Linked DNA regions of Homo sapiens: region 1 is linked to region 2. The links are chromatin loops, found by intact Hi-C in ENCODE. Cell type or tissue: endothelial cell of umbilical vein. All regions are shown on one strand. Links, peaks and the distances in the headings refer to the core of each region. The heading gives the core; the rest is flanking DNA.

The links. Hi-C counts contacts between places; a loop is a spot of excess contacts. Peaks named below come from ENCODE experiments on the same cell type or tissue, not always from the same donor. Only the 100,000 strongest peaks of a DNase experiment are listed, where the experiment ranks them.
Region 1: it touches region 2 in a loop (2.8-fold over the local background); 8 of 110 quality-filtered maps call a loop at or near these places.

What each region holds. Positions count from the first base shown.
Region 1 is chr1:60,938,338-60,946,680 of GRCh38, forward strand. NFIA-AS2 (NFIA antisense RNA 2) reads right to left here. Exons shown (of 7, transcript NR_110617.2): 6 at 2,843-2,915; 7 at 1,907-2,294. Among named protein-coding and RNA genes, the nearest start is that of NFIA-AS2, 28 kb to the right of the region's middle. In endothelial cell of umbilical vein, for the core only: no CTCF peak of the experiment used is centred there; no DNase peak of the experiment used is centred there; H3K27ac peaks cover 201 bases.
Region 2 is chr1:60,870,954-60,879,296 of GRCh38, forward strand. No RefSeq gene overlaps it. Among named protein-coding and RNA genes, the nearest start is that of NFIA-AS2, 96 kb to the right of the region's middle. In endothelial cell of umbilical vein, for the core only: no CTCF peak of the experiment used is centred there; DNase peaks (open chromatin) are centred at 3,968 and 4,418; H3K27ac peaks cover 497 bases.

The DNA of each region.
Region 1 (8,343 bases), core at 311-8,310, 68 kb after region 2:
GGTTTTTTCCCTCAAACAAAGACAATTTCCTCCCCTTACACACACACACACACACACACACACACACACACACAAAATATTGTTGGTGCCAACTGTTAAAATAACAAATAATTCTGCCTTATTACACACAAAGGGATATGATGCCATTCTATTTAGTATTCCCTGCCATTTTCTGATCATCTTCTATGTCCTAGGAAATGTCCCAGGCCCTCCAAGCATGCAAATTCACTTAATCCTTGCCACAATTTACTGTGGTAAAGAAACTGAAGATGGGAGCAGTTACATTGTCCGGGGCCACCTAGAGCATTCTGATCCTAAAACTGTTATCTTAAGCAATAAATTACTCTGCCTCCCATAATTCAGAAGGCTGAATTATTTGCAAGGTACTATGAGAGGTATAAAGAGCAAAAGGCAGGGGCCCAGGTCACTTAACATAGTAAGCCATTGGAAACAAGGAATTACGACTTCAGAGAAAGACCTGAGTTTGAGTCCCAGCTGTGCTAGGGATTTGTTGCATGACATCAAGTAAGTCACTCCACCACTCTGAGCCTCAGGTTCCTCATATATAAAATGAAAATGCTAACAGTGCATACCCCATTAGGTTATCTTGGGGACTCAAGGAGATAAGGCATGGGAAGCACTCAATACAGTGCTTGGCATGTGATGAGCCCTGAATAAATGTTACCTTTCATTAGTATATTGAACATGATTTTATAGCTTACCTTGTGGATTTGGCATTTTATGATGCTTCTTTCTGCTGCTGAATACACTTTGTAAAAATCATTGAGATAGTTAACGTCTTGCTTCATTTATCTATTGGAGAATAGTGTTGTTTGTCCTATCAATATGTATAAAGTCATCCTATAGTATTACTAAATCTTTGTTTATATTTGCTCTAAGTGTTTCCCCAGATGTTTGTCTGCCCTTTAATTTTGCTTAACATACTTTCTGACATGCAGTTAATTTTTATGAAGTCGAACCTATCTAAATTTTACTTTGTGATTCCTTCCATTAATTTTAAGGATTTAAAAAATTCCTTTCTACACAGAGATTAGAGAGATATTTATCAACATTTTTTTCTAGGATAAAGATACATTTTAAAATGTAAAGTGATTCACAAAATAAATAGATTCTGAAATGTGATGTTGGTGGTTTCTTCTATTCATGAGCAACCTCCGTATCTCATGACTTGTATACCTTGGCATAGTGTTAATAATGATGATCACATAATCCTGTTTGGGGGATTAAATAAGAATCAGATTTAAGTCACTCATCCTGAGAGTTCTTTCATGAGTTAGCCCACTGTCCCCTTCTCAAGTAGAGAGATTTCTAGAACCTAAGAAGTCACACAGATCTCTAAGAATGCATTCATGAATGTGAAAGATCTGCTTAGTATGGCCCTGGCCCTCAAGGGGCTCTCTTTGTTTTCCCCATAATTCCTGTGATACAGAGAAAAGACTTTGGTATGAGGCTGATCCAGGTTAGGAGTTCAGCCCTACCCTCGACAGTATGATTCCCTAAATTCATACATGAGAAATCCCCTGAGGCTCTGTTTCCTCATTTAGAAAATGGAAGAAAATAACAGACCTGATTTCATACGTAGATCTACTGTGAAGATTAAGGTAATGCATGTAAATCTCTTAGCACACCTGACGAATAACAAATGACCAACAAATATTAGCTAGTTTTCCGTTTTCTCCACCAGAAGATGACCATGGTTGTCCCTAAAGGCCCTGATGCCCAGCATAGACTCTGGAGTAAAACTCCTCTTACTATAGCAGGAGGCGTAAACCTCAGGATAATTCTAGCCTGATGAGACTGATATGGTAATAACTGGGAGATACTGGATCCAAAGTACAGTGTATTCATTTCCCAGGAATGCCATAACAAATTACCACAAACTAGATGGCTTCAAAAACAAAATTTTATTCTCTCACAATGTGGGAGGCCAAAAGTCTGAAATCAAGGCACGGGCAGGTTTGGTCTTTCTGGAGGGTCTGAAGGAGACAGTCCTATGCCTCTCTCCTAGCTTTCAGTGGCTGCGGGTAGTTCTTGGTGCTCTCCAACTGGTATCAACAGTCTTGGCTTCCATCTTCACACCACCTTCTCCTCTGTGTGTATCTTCCCTTCCTATGAGGACACTTGTCATTGGATTTAGGGCCCACCCAGATATTCCAAGATGATCTCATCTCAAGATCCTTAACTTAATTACACTGCAAAGTTGCTTGCTAAAAACAAAGTCATATTTGTTACCAGTGGAGGGTATCCAGGTTCTTGGCATCTTGAACAAAGAACTGGACAAAACACACAAAGCAAGGAAAGAATGATGCAAAAAAAGCAGAGATCTATTGAAAATGAAAATACAGTCCACAGGGTGGGAGCAGGCCCAAGCATAGGGGCTCAAACCCCCGTTTACAGAATTTTCTGGGGTTTAAATACCATCTAGAGGTTTCCACTGGTTACTTGGTGTATGCCCTATGTAAATGAAGAGGATGAAGTAAAGTTACAAAGTCATTTACTCAGTGTAATCCCTATGTAAATAGAGAGGATTTTTCTTGTCATAGCTGAAGTGTTTCCATTTGATTTAGTTCTAGGAAGTCAGCATGAATTGGCCTTATATTCCCAGCCTCCAGACCCTATTCTCCTGCCTCACATTCACAGATTCAAGGTGAACACATTCTCAGGGTCCAAATGGACACGTATTTTGTTGGGGGTAGGAAGATGGGGGATGGAGGGAGTGCAGGGGGTCGGGACAGGGGCAGCCATTCAACCCACCATACATAATTTCCTACCATGTAGTGAAAGAGACCAGATACAGAGAGGTAATGATAATCAGCAGTACCTTGGGCAGTATTTTTGAAGAGTAAGGTGATCATTATCTGGGTTGCAGCATTTTTATCATCTCCTTTAAACATCTAAAACAACAGAAAACGCAGATATTGAAATTCGTGAAACCCAGAGGGGTAAAAATGATTGCCTGTGTACTATATCAAAAGATCAAAAAGTACATCTTTGGAGGAATTCATGGTCACCGGCTGAAAATCCCAAAGATAAACAAGTCAGGAAATCCTCCCAGTTTGTTCTGAACAGGCATTCTCAGCTCAACAAGGATTTCTTGATTCTTCCTGCTGCTGGCACTTCTATTGATTGGGAAGGAAGATCCCAGGAGGGAAAGCATCAAGGTGATCTGAATAATATTCTTGAAAATGCCAATGCTTTGTAAATGCTAAAGATAAAACATGCCGACTATAGAGAGGAACAAGAGGTATCTTTTGTCAAATGAAAGAAACCGTTTGTGTTGTGCACACCACGTTTACATTTTTTTACATCCTCTTTCATGGACAGTGTTTTGTAAATTAGTTAAGGTAGTTATAACTGTGGTTCCTCAATTTCAAGACCCATTTTCCCTTTTCCAGGTCAACTTCACACACACTAACTTTAAGGGATTCCTCTTTATGGGAATTTTGTAATACTCAGAAAATTGTGACTTTAATGAAAGTGTTAGAGAAGAAATTTAATGGCTTAAAATCAGCTGTGTTATTTGAGAACATAAAGAGAATTTCAAGTCCAAAAACAAAACGGACTAATTATTGGTTCATGTAAATCACTGAGCATGTAGATAATGAATAAACATTTACATGTGTTTACATAATTTTGTATGAACAAATCTCGGAATCTATCCATTCTTTTCAGCAAGTTTTACTGAGTGCCTGTTGGGCCAGGGACGATGCTACTCTTTTCCTATTTAGGAGGTGCAGTGGGAGAGTGAAACACACGCCCAGTGTTATCAGTCCTAGGCTGCCCAACCTCTTCTAGACCTTCTATAGTGATGGGTATTCACTACCCTTCTAGAGCAGCCCATGCCACTGTTGAATCTTCCTAGTGTCCATAGGAAACAAGTAGAAAGTTGGCGAAAATGCAGATTCCTGGAGCCACTCCAGAAATTCTGATTTAGCTAGTGTGCTGTGGGACCCAGGAACCTGTCATATTAACATGCACCTTGGGTGACTCTGGTGCAATTGTTTCCCAGGTGGTTCACACACCAATATTTTGAAAACTACTTGTCCGGTGGAGAGAGAAAGTGTCAATCATGCTGTTAGACCTGATCGGTGAGCTTGAGGCATGCACAGGGCTGAGCCTCCTGGTAGTGAGTCAGAGGGCAGGAATGGGTACCTCAGACAGTCTCCCTGGAATTACCAAGAAAAAGTCACAGTTTTGCAGCCACACAGAAAAAGTCATAGATCACTCTCTCATGAACTGCTTATTGAGTACCAGTTATGTGACATACACTGTTCTTGGTACAGAGGCTAAGCAAAGAATGAAACAGTCAAAAACCTCATCCTTCTTGGAGCTTACGTGCAAGTGGGGGAATAGCCCTCAATTGTGCTCCATTAGTTTCACTCATGCATGCATACATTCATCTGTTTCACAAGCATGGATTAGATCAGGCATTGTAGGGGAGTGCCATAGTTCAGAAATAAACACCACAGTCCCTACCTTCTAAGGAACCTACAGTAAAGGGTGAGAGATGAACTAGTAAAACCTTACAGGACAGTTTATCAAGTGCAAAGATAGAAGAGTCTGGAGGTGTCATGAGAACTCGAAAAGAGCCAATCAAGGAAAGCCTCCCAGAAAAAGTGACAGTATACCTAACTAAGCCTTGAAGGACAAGCAGGAGGTAACAGCAGCCACAGGCACATCTACATGAGAGGAAGACACTGCATGGAGCTCAGCATGATTGGAGCAAGGGTGAGCAGCAGAGAAAACCGATCCAGGAAGCTGCAGAGGCAGCTTGACTATGAAGACAGGATTGTATCCTGACCTCCATGGGGAGCCACTGAAAGGTGTCAAGCAAAATGGAGTAACTTACTCTGATGTGTGTTTTGGAAAGATATTTCTGAGTTCAGTGAAAGGAATGAATTAAGAGGGCAGCGAGTAGAGTCAGGAAATGAGAAGGACTTATTACAATAGAACGGGCCACAGTGACAGGGGCCTGAATACACTAAGGCACTGTGTATGCAGATGAAGAGGAAGGGACAGAGCTGAGAGATATTTAAGAAGCGGAACTGAGAATACTCGATGACTCGTTAGGTGTCAGGAGTATGAAGAATGACAGTCCCTAAAATAGTTGGATGACAATTATGTTCCCAAAATTTCTCATTAGCCTTTCCCTTAGGATTCCCTTAGTTTTCTATTTTTACATCCTCCTGGTTCCTCCCAGTCTTACTGCTGCTCACCATAAGTGAACCGAATTAATGGAGAGTTTGGCCATGGTCTCTGTGGAACAACTTACTCAAGTTGAATCCACATGCTTAAATACCCCAGTCAAATTTAAATTATCTTCAGGGGGTCAAATCAACTAATAAAAAAAAGAATTTAGTGATCATCTAAGGCAGAAAATCCCAAAGAATTGGAAATTCTCCTTGCTGAGTAACTGAATCTGGAGTTCATACAAACCAAATTGCCCTCTACGGTATTCAGAAAATAAGGGCAGACCTGCAAATCCAGAAGAGTGGTTACCTCAAGGGGGCTGGGGGCAATGAGGGCAGAGGAAATACAATTAAAGAAAAGGTAGAGATCTTCCATTATAATTATGGGGTTTTATTCTTTTGCTGGTGGTGTAATGTAAACGTTGACCTTTTTTTTTTTCTTTTTTTTTTTTTTTTTGAGGCAGAGTTTTGCTTTCGTTGCCCAGGCTGGAGTGCAATGACACAATCTCGGCTCATCACAACCTCCGCCTCCCAGGTTCAAGTAATTCTCCTGCCTCAGCCTCCAGAGCAGCTGGGATTACAGGCATGCACCACCACACCCAGCTAATTTTGTATTGTTAGTAGAGACGGGGTTTCTCCATGTTGGTCAGGCTGGTTTCGAACTCCCAACCTCAGGTGATCCACCTGCCTCAGCCCCCAAAGTGCTAGGATTACAGGCGTGAGCCACTGCGCCTTGCCAAATGTTCATCATTTTATACACTGTGTGATGGACCTGAAACGATTCAGACATAACTGAGATCCCTTTAGGGCTCTGCTCACTGTGATCTGGAGAAAAGGTTCCAGGAGACCCTTTAGCAAGTGACAACTGTTTCTTCTTCACCTGGGTACTGGTAGATTCTTCTATATCTGAAGGGATCTTATGCATGGAGAGTAATGTCTGTTGCTAGTTGTATTCTGATTGCTTCTTGATAGACTAAACACATGAACCTAGTAAACAAAACTTTGAAAATCAAAGGAAAACATTGAAAGAAAGACAACAGAGATAAATTTAAGCCAGTGACTTTTATATCACATAACTCAAAGCCCTAGACACTCTCTAGAGACAGACAGTTGAGTGACCCATGCTGTGCCTCCTACCCTGGTTTCCCACCAGTGTTTCCACCTGACTATATATTGTACTGGCTCACCACACAGTAGATTATTATTAATGATGAGTTCTATAGTTTAAAGACATTTCATAAACAATGGATTTTGAAAATTAGAAATTTTAATTTCCTCCATTTTTCCTTCACAGCCAGAATTTAGGCATAGCTAGTTTACTATATACATGCAAACACATATGCGTAATGTATACATACAAACACACACTCACAGTATGGTTAATGACCAAATGGGCCCAACAGAAAAGAGCAATATAAAATTACTGAACAAAAGGCTGGGCATGGTGGCACATGCCTGTAATCTTAGCACTTTGGGAGGCCGAGGCAGGTGGATTACTTGAGGTCAGGAGTTCGAGACCAGCCTGGGCAAAATGGCAAAACCCCATCTCTACTAAAAATACAAAAATTAGCCAGGCATGGCGGTGAGAGCCTGTAATCCCAGCTACTCAGGAGGCTGAGGCAGGAGAATCACTTGAACCCGGGAAGCAGAGGTTGCAGTGAGCTGAGATAGCACCACTGTACTCCAGCCTGGGCAACAGAGTGAGACTCCTTCTCCAAAATAAAATAAAATAAAATAAAATTACTGAACAAAGATCCCATTTTTCTGTTGGTTTGTTAAAGGGAAGAAGCTTTTTTTTTTTTTTAATGTATTGACTTCTCCATAAAGCCTTCTGTGATCATTTTATGCACACTAAGCTCTCACTGAGGGCTGGTACTGATACCTTTTGTGTGAGCTTATAGCTTTCACTCTACTAAGCCCACAATTACCACTCTGGTACTTGTCAAGTCAGCAGATGAATGAATGAAAGATTAAAGTACAAAATAGTAACAAATAGATGAACGGTTGAACAATTTGTCTGGTCAATTTTTTCACACATGAATTATGTTCTGCCCTCATTAAAGTTATGGGTCATCCACAATATGAACACAAATATAAATTTCTGCAGGTGTTAATTTCATAGCCAGAATCCATACCTGACAACATTTTCATGTGTGAACACTTAGAATTAAGGCAAAATGTCTTTCTTAAACTAACATGTTTACCCTTAACAGTAGCAGTATAAACAGACTTAGGTCAGAGATTTGTTAATTATCTTTTTGCAACTAACATCCACTTTGTAGATCTGCGTTACCATGAAAAGGCTTTTATTGGGAAGCATGTTGGGAATCTCTGGTGCATAAATCTCTCAGAATGCAAGCAAAGACTAGCTTATTGCCTACTTTTTGATGACTTTTCTTTCACGAACAAACCGAAAGGGCCACAAGTTGATCACAATAGTTTCCTCACTCAACAGAAAGAAATGAATACTTAATGTTAAAATCCAATTCAGTTACTGTTGGTTGGGCATCTGCTAGCAAAAGGACCGGGATAGATGGAGCAGTGAAGTGCAAAGATATCCACAAGTTGTCAATCTAGGTAGAGTTGCAGGCATTTCATTCTTTGCTTATTTACTTAACTAGTATTTATTTAACATATGCTATGAGCCAGGCACTTTTGCTAAGCCCTGGTGATAGACATATACATACAGGCACGGTCCATTCCTAAAGTGAGTTTGTAGTGCTATAGGTAAGGCAAATATTAAATAATGGGTATACGAACAAATATAAATTATGAACAAAGTTAAATGAGAGAAACAACGAAATTCTATGAAAGAGAATAATAGGGGATAATGTTCTTTAAAGGTAGGGTTCAGATGTGACATTTACAAGAAAGTATCCTTTATGCTGCCTCCTACCTGTGATCCTTATATTTCATGTTATAGTGTGAGTAATAAGGGCTGGTATAAGATGCAGGAAGTTCTGTGGGCATATAGGTTAAAAAGGCATTTAGCTCCAGCTAAGCGATTCTTATGGAAAAGACAGTTTTTTGAGGGAAGTGTCTTTCTTCACAGTTTCCCTGAAAATGGACAGAGATTTCATATGTGAAGAAAACTGCATGAACAAAGGAAGAGAGGAAGAAAAGCAAAGTGTGT
Region 2 (8,343 bases), core at 151-8,150:
GGTACCCATAAGGAGTGAGGGTGTTAATCTAACAGGCATTCAAAACCATTTTGAGATCCCTTTGGCACCAACTGAGAAAGGAATCTTTCTAACTGTGGCAGCAGGTCTGAATGTTCCAGGTGAGCATATATGATGAAATGGGTGCTTAGCAGGGAATGAAATAGCAGATCAGGACAAGAGGGTAAGGATTCATCTTATGCCATCAGATCATTTAAAATTAAAAATAAATTACGAAAACAAAACACTGTTCTAGATTTTTACTGTGTCGTATATCTTTGCAGAGCCGTGCTCTGGAAACCATGCTGAGAATTATCATTCCTGACCTCACTCTGCTCACCTCTGTTGCCCTCAATAAGTATTTGTTGATTTGGCTTAAGAGAGTTCTAGATGAATATGTGACCATTTTTCCTGCTTCTAATTGCAATGGTGGGTTCTACTGAGAGATATAGAAGATGAAGAGGAGTGTGTGATCTGGCAAAATGAGCTGGTTGCTTAGACTGGTAGAGCTGGGAGTTAACATTTAGGGGCTTGTTCTGGTAGCCCTTTATTCCTTCACCTATTCACCAAATATGTATTAGGCCCCTACTAAGGGCCAGAGGGGGTGAAAATCAGTGGCTGCTTCTGCCAGCTGCCATCATTCAAGTTTTAAAAACACTAGGGAATCCCTCCGCACCTAATGAATAACATTGATTGATAACTATCTGTGAGAATCTGTGCTAGGGGCTTTACATTTTTTTTTATTTTTCATTTAATCTTCACCACAAACCTATGAAGTAAGCATTATTGTCCCGCTTTATATATACAAGAACCAAGACTAAGAAAACATTGCCCACTGCCCAAGGATATGCCCAGGCCGAGGATAGGCCACCCAGACTATAGAGTCCACTTGCTTAATCTTAGACCAAATTTGTCTGAAGTTAATTCATTATTTTAGCACTAGAATGTAATGTTATTCAGAACTTCACAGAAGTAGGATCATCCCTTCGTAGGATGGTATTCAAGGGGCACAAGTCTGTTTGCTAAGATAATAGAGGCAGAAAAAATGTATATTGTGTCAAAAGCAAGAATAGGACACAAGTCTTGTGGTGCCTGGTCCCTGTTCCAGAAGCATTGTCCATGTTTCTGTTCTGAAGCAGAAAAGCTAGTCTCATCACCAACAAAAGAAATTCATTAGACAGATGAGAGAGTCTGATGCAAAGAATGCACCTAGGCATATTAAAATGCACCTTTTCATCAGAAGGTGCATGCACGGGTCAGGGAAACCCAGTGTGTCTAAGTTCTTGCCAAATATTGAGAACTTTTTTTTCTGTTAGTAATTTAATCTTTATTTAGCAAATATTTCACTTACAGTTTTAAATGGAGCATTCCATTAAAGAAAAAAAAAAAAAGAGGCCATCCTTCCAAAGAAAAGTTCCAGGTTTTGGCTCTCTGTCTCCCTTTTTTATAATAAGCAGAAATGCCAACATATAACAGTATTGGTGTTGAATACTTTTTGTTGCCACAGAATTGCTAATTAAAGGTTTGTCCCAATGTAGAGTTTTCTGTAGGAGAAGACACAACCCAGGATATATATTGCCTAATGGCAAAGATCTTAATACACGCATTACAAGTAAACATCTATTTTCCAGACAACTGCTGACTATAAACAGTGTGTCTCAGCCAGAGCTTTTTAATAGTGCCACATGTGGGACAGATTTCTTATTCCTCCTAACCCAAGTTCCTTTTGTGATCCTTGATGTGCACATGCTATTGCCCTGCTGACTATTTTAAATGGATGATAATTGGGAATAATGACCGGGTCAGAGGTAGGGATGCGTAAACCCTGGCAGAGCAGCCTTCCACCAAGTCAAAGCACATGGGGCCCTCAGAGCCGGGAGCCGGCACTTGTAAGCTGAATTGAGCACACAATGTATGTGGCTGGCCACATACGTTGCCAAATAAATATCACATTACACATCCCATCTCCCCCACGTGACCTTGGTGTAGACAAAGTCTAAACTCATCTAGGAGATGAGAACATTTTTGTTCCGAGAATGATCCCATCTGCCTCCCCCAACTCCCAAATATCCTTCAACCCCTCTCCTTCACAGATGTGTGCTTTTCAGTCCTGCGGAGGAAATGCCTTAGCGGCTGGGTTTGATAAGCCCTCTTCAAATGTTGAAAAGACAAACAGTGTCGGCTAAATAATTGATTTCATCTATTCATTTAAGAATCAATTACAGTCATCCCACCTTATCCAAGGAGGATACATTCCAAGACCCCTCGCGGATGCCTGAAATCACAGATAGTACAGAATCCTATGTATACTATTTTTTTCTACACATACATACCTATGATAAAGTTTAATTTAGAAATTGGGGCTAGTAAGGGATTAACAATAACTAATAATAGAACAATTATAACACTATACTATAAAAAAAGGGTATGTGAACATGCTCGCTTGCTCACTCAGAATATCTTATTGGACTGGACTCACCTATTTGCAGACTGAGGTTGACCTCAGGTAACTGAAGCTGCAGAAAGTGAAACCACATTTGACGGTGGACTCCTGTAAAATTATCACATATTGTTTCGTTGTGTCTCACTTTAAGAAAAATGGCGGCCGGGCGCGATGGCTCACGCCTGTAATCCCAGCACTTGGGGAGGCCGAGGCGGGCGGATCACGAGGTCAGGAGTTACACACCAGCCTGAGAAACATGGTGAAACCCCGTCTCTACTAAAAACACAAAAATTAGCCCAGCGTGGTGGCGGGCGCCTGTAATCCCAGCTACTCGGAAGGCTGAGGCAGGAGAATCGCTTGAAACTAGAAGGCGGAGGTTGCAGTGAGCTGAGATAGTGCCACTGCACCCCAGCCTGGGAGAAAGAGCGAAACTCCATCTCAAAAAGAAAAAAAGAAAAATGGCAACTTCAGTTCTCGTTTTTGTAAGTATGCGAGAAACGCCCTGTTATCAGGTGTCATAGCCTGAACTCCGTCCTAATAAACAGTAAGGAATCTTTGCATGCTTGTAATACATTGCCCAATACTGAGGTCCAAGTCAATACAGTATTGTTGGCAGAACTGCATAAGAAAAAAAAAGATAAATAATTGACCTAGGGGGGAATAACTATAGGAGGGGTTGATATAATTTCTCAATGAAAAGTCAAGAAATAACAAAGCTAAAAATGGGGAGCACAAATGCACACGTCTTCAGACCAGGCAGGTCAGCTAAGTGGAAGAGGCAGTGGGGCTGTGATAAGTACACACAGGGGTGTGTAGGGCGGGGTGGGGTCTGTGACAAACTGGAAAGTGATTTACCACAAACAACAACAGTGAATACAACACTGTACTAACCAAACAGAATGCATCTGCTGCCTGGGGCCTAAAGCTATTGTGCATACACCATGGATCAGAAGATAGAATGAGGTTCTGGCATCAAAGTGTTTTATTCTACAAGAGGAAAGAAACTTAAACGTTACATGGGAAAGGGATTACAGCAATGTAACCCACATAAATTACTACACTACAGGTTAAACCATTCACGTCTGATCTTTTCTTCCTGGCAGACTTTTGTGGGTGGGAGAAGAGAGGCAGAGGACCATGTCAGTATCTAAAATAGGAAAAGGGGCCCTGGCGCAGGAAAGACACTTGGCAGACTAGAGATGTTGGGAGATGTTGGAGGATTCATAGGGGATGCAGAAAAAGAAGCCTGGTGATGATAGAGACCAGCAGAGCCTTACCTGCCCACTCCATTTCCCTCTACTCTGGCCCCAGATTTTTCATCCATGGATTTGGAATCCGTAGGGTCTCATGGACTATGAGTTCCAGGAAAAGATTCTTCCCTAGCACTCAGGCTGATGCTCATGCCCATTTTCTCCACCCAACAAACTGTACCCTTCCTGCCAGGCTACATACAAATGAAGGCTTCTCCCTGAAGCCTTCTCAGGTCCCTTCAGGCAAAATGAGTCACTTCCCCGCCCCCTCCCTCTGGCCTCACAGCTGCTTGCTCATAGTACTATGACAGTGATTAAATTGTGTTGGAGTTTTTCTCTTTACTATCCAACCCCACTACATTGCTTGTTGCTTAAGAATAAAGACTAGGGTCCTACACGTCATATCTCCAGTGCCTAGCCTTTGGCAAGTATCACCTCCCTACCCGCCCACACCACCCCACCCCACCCCCCAAAAACAAAACAGTGTAGTTCAGTAGGAGGTGAAGTTGGGGAAGTGAGGGCAAGAAGGGCTAGTGGGTCTTCCAGGACTCTGCTTCCCCCAGAGCAGGAGCCTCAAGACTACAAGAGGTAGACTATCCAGCAAACTGCTGCCTGCCATGTGTTGATGGAGATTTGTGATGCCTGTGTGTTGACTGCTTGCTCTGTGTAGGCACTGAGCCCAGCAAGTGCTCTACACACATGGGAGCTTTTCTCAAAACATCCCTTTGACGTCAATATCATTGTTTCCACTCCACCAATGAGGAAACTGAGTCATAGGGCTGAAGAAGCCAGTAAATAGTCTGAGAACCCCCAAAGCTAAGTTCTCCTATGCTGTGATAATGCTAATAGGTCCAGCACTGTCATGCTCTAAGGCTCAAAAAAAGACTGTGATAATTAAATGCGGGCAACATTTCACATCATTTTGTAAAGGAGAAGACTGGAGCCCTAAAGGCTAAAATTCTTCCAAAGTCGAAGTATTGACAAAATTTTGGGTCTGGAATTGAGGCCTCTAGTGAGCTTCCTGCTAAATACCCATGGTAGAGAATCATAGTGTATGCTATTATTTAACTAAAACCAAGCAAGCATTTTCTCCTTCTCTTCAGTTATAGGTTAACATGAGATTTTCATTTTTTTTTTCTTTTGGCTTTTCTGTATCTTTTAATTTTTCTTCAATGAACATGTATTTTTTACTTATAAAATAACATTTAACAAAATCATACTCACTAAAGATATTAGTCCGTTTCTCACTGATCTCGTAAGAATGGCAGTAGCAGATGTCATAAGACTGGTCTTTGAGGATGTACATATATTCAAAGTAGAATGGTGCCCATTTTTTTCATTAAAGTCCATACTCAATGGCTCAATTATTGTTTTTAAGACTTTATTTATTTATTTATTTATTTATTTATTTTGAGACAGGGTCTCACTCCGTCACCAGGGTGGGGCGGGAATGCAGTGGCACAATCACAGCTCACTGCAACCTCTACTTCCCGGGCTCAGGAGATCCTCCCACCTCAGCCTCTCTGAGTAGCTGGGACTACAGGTACGCACCACCACCCCCAGCTAATTTTTTGTATGTTTTGTAGACATGGAGTTTCGCCATGTTGCCCAGGCTGATCTTGAACTCCGGGGCTCCAGCAGTCCCCCTCCTTGAGCCCCCCAAAGTGCTGACACTACAAGCGTGAGTCACCACTCCTGGCCAAGACTCCTATTTCTATAGTGGGTCAGGTAGTTCTTCCTATTTCCCATTTCCCAGTGTAGCAGCTGTCAGAAGCACCAATTTCTGATTAAGCACACTGGTCAAATCCTGGCTCTGCCGTGGATGTGCTGTATATAACCATGGGATGGACAGTGACATTCTGAATCTGTTTGTGTCTTCAAATTGGAAATAAAATAATCATAGTGCATTAGGAGGATTAGATGAAACAATGCATATTGCATAGTCCAGAAATCTGGGAAGAATTCTCACACCTTCCTCTTGCTTACCCAACATCTAATCCCAAATAAATCCTGATAAATTTACCTCTTAGGTAATTCCTAAATCCATCCACTCTCCCCATCTCCTCCACTCTTCCCCCATCTAAGCTACTCTCTGTCTAGCCCACATTACCATAGTAGCTTCCTAACTGGTCTCATGGCATCCTTGCCCTCCACAATTTATTCTTTACACTTAAGGCTAAAAGATCTTTCCAGACACACGTAATCATCATTTCAATGGATTACTCTTCCTCCTAGATAAAGAGCAAAATCCTTAATGAGACCTGCGTAGTTTTGCCTTTCCAAGCCTGTCTTGAGTCATTCTTCTTCTCCCTAAACATACTCTAGCCAGTTAATCTTCTGTGAGTTCCTCAAAACCCCCAAAATCTCAAATCTTACCCATATTAATCTGCTTTCCCTAGAAACATTCCTCTCTTTGTAGTTAACACTTCTACACCATTCCCAATATGAATGTGGCCTTTTCATGAAAACTTCCCTATCCCCAGACTTTATCAAAGGACACTACTGATAAACTCTCAGAACATTCCAGATGTTCCTTTATATAAACAAATAGAGCTGTTATGCTTATAAATATGTGTGACTATTGGGTTACTTTATGTTTCTCCCAAAATAATATAAGCTCCACGAAAGACAATGTCTTACTCATACATGTTTTCTTGCATCCAGGACAGAACCTGGGTGGTAAGTAAATATTCATTGATTGAATAAGCACATAGACAGTAGAGTGGCTGCCATAGTGAACACCGAGATATTATTAACCATTGTTGTCATAATTAATATTTGCCACAAACAGAAAGGTGTTTTAATGTGGATAAAGTCCCCTTTTATGTCTTTAAAGAAAATCCATTTCTCTCTAGTAAAACAGAAATTAGAGACTAAAGAGCTGAGAGCCCCACCCCGGGTTTGGGACCTGGCTCTGTCATGTGCTAGGAATGGACTTCAGCCATGTGATTTCACGTCTATGACTGTGGAGCGTTATATGAGTTAATGCCACTGATGTGATTAGCATGGTATTTCGCACACGGTAAACATTTAATAAATGCTTTATTATTACTTTCAATATTATAAATGGTCCCAAATCTTCTTCCAGTAATCTGTATGGCCTTTAAAAAGCCCCTTAAGCTTTCTGGTTGTCAGTTTTGTCATCTTTAAAATAATAGTGTCATTTTTCCTATGGTTCATGAGGCTGTTTCAAAGATCAAATGAATCAACAGGGAGAAAAAGCCTCTCTGAAAATTAAAAAAGTGGGATCCAAATAGAAGAGGCTACTATTGCTAAGCCTAAAAACACAGGCTGCAAATAGACACATTCTACCAAAATCCTCATGGCCTTTTCTTTTTCTTTTTTTTTTTTTTTAGATAGAGTCTAGCTCTATCTCCCTGACTGGAGCGTAGTGGCGCGATCTCTGCTCACTGCAAGCTCCACCTCCCAAGTTCACACCGTTCTCCTGCCTCAGCTTCCTGAGTAGCTGGAACTACAGGCACCTGCCACCACGCCCAGCTAATTTATTGTATTTTTAGTAGAGACGGGGTTTCACCATGTTAGTCAGGATGGTCTCGATCTCCTGACCTCGTGATCTGCCCGCCTTGGCCTCCCAAAGTGCTGGGATTATAGGCATGAGCCACCGTGCCCAGCCCTCATGGCCATTTCTTTATCTTCTCTTCACCATGGGCCATATGGGGGAAAGGAGAAGTAGTTCAACACACCTAGTCAACAATGACTTCAAGTATTGATCATTGAAGGGATGTGCATGTGTTTGTAAGGGGAAGAAGAGTGAGAAATTAATAAAGAGAGTTTAGTTTAAGAGCACACACTCTGGAATGAGAATGCACATTTTGAATTCCTTCTCCACAACTCACAGGCAATGTGACCTCAGGCAAATTGCTTAATCTACTCACCTGTAAGTTGGACAAATGCTAGTACCTGCCTCATGGGTTGTTGTAAGGATTAAATTATCCGTATAAGTCACTGAGAATATTGCCTAACACATGTCATACTCTTAATAAAGATCAGCTATTAAGATTGTAATCATTTTCATCATTATCATCATTATTATTTTGGTAACTATAGTGTTTTAAGAGATTAATATTCAGGGGCCTAGAAAGTTAGCAAGCTGGGGCCGGGCATGGTGGCTCACACCTGTAATCCCAGCACTTTGGGAGGCCAAGGCGGGCGTATCACCTGAGGTCAGGAGTTCGAGACCAGCCTGACTAACATGGTGAAACCCGTCTCCACTGAAAATACAAAAAAAAATTAGCCGGGTGTAGTGGTGGGTGCCTGTAATCCCAGCTACTTGGGAGGCTGAGGCAGGACAATCACTTAAACCCCAGAGGCAGAGGTTGCAGTGAGCCGAGACCATGCCATTGCACTCCAACCTGGGCAACAGAGCAAGACACTGTCTCAAAAAAAAAAAAAAAAAAAAAGTTAGCAAGGTGGTTAAAGAATATCTAACAAACATTTTTACTCAAGATGGTATATTTGGATTTTGAAGCAAAGAAATCACTTTCCCACTGTGTTAGATTAATCGGCCCCAACAACTGAATTTGCCTAACACAAGTGCCATGTGTCTAAGACATCTTCTCTGTAACAGAAAATTTACGAAAAACATCCAACTAACAATAAATTATCCCACACTGTAGAAATTCTGCATTTATG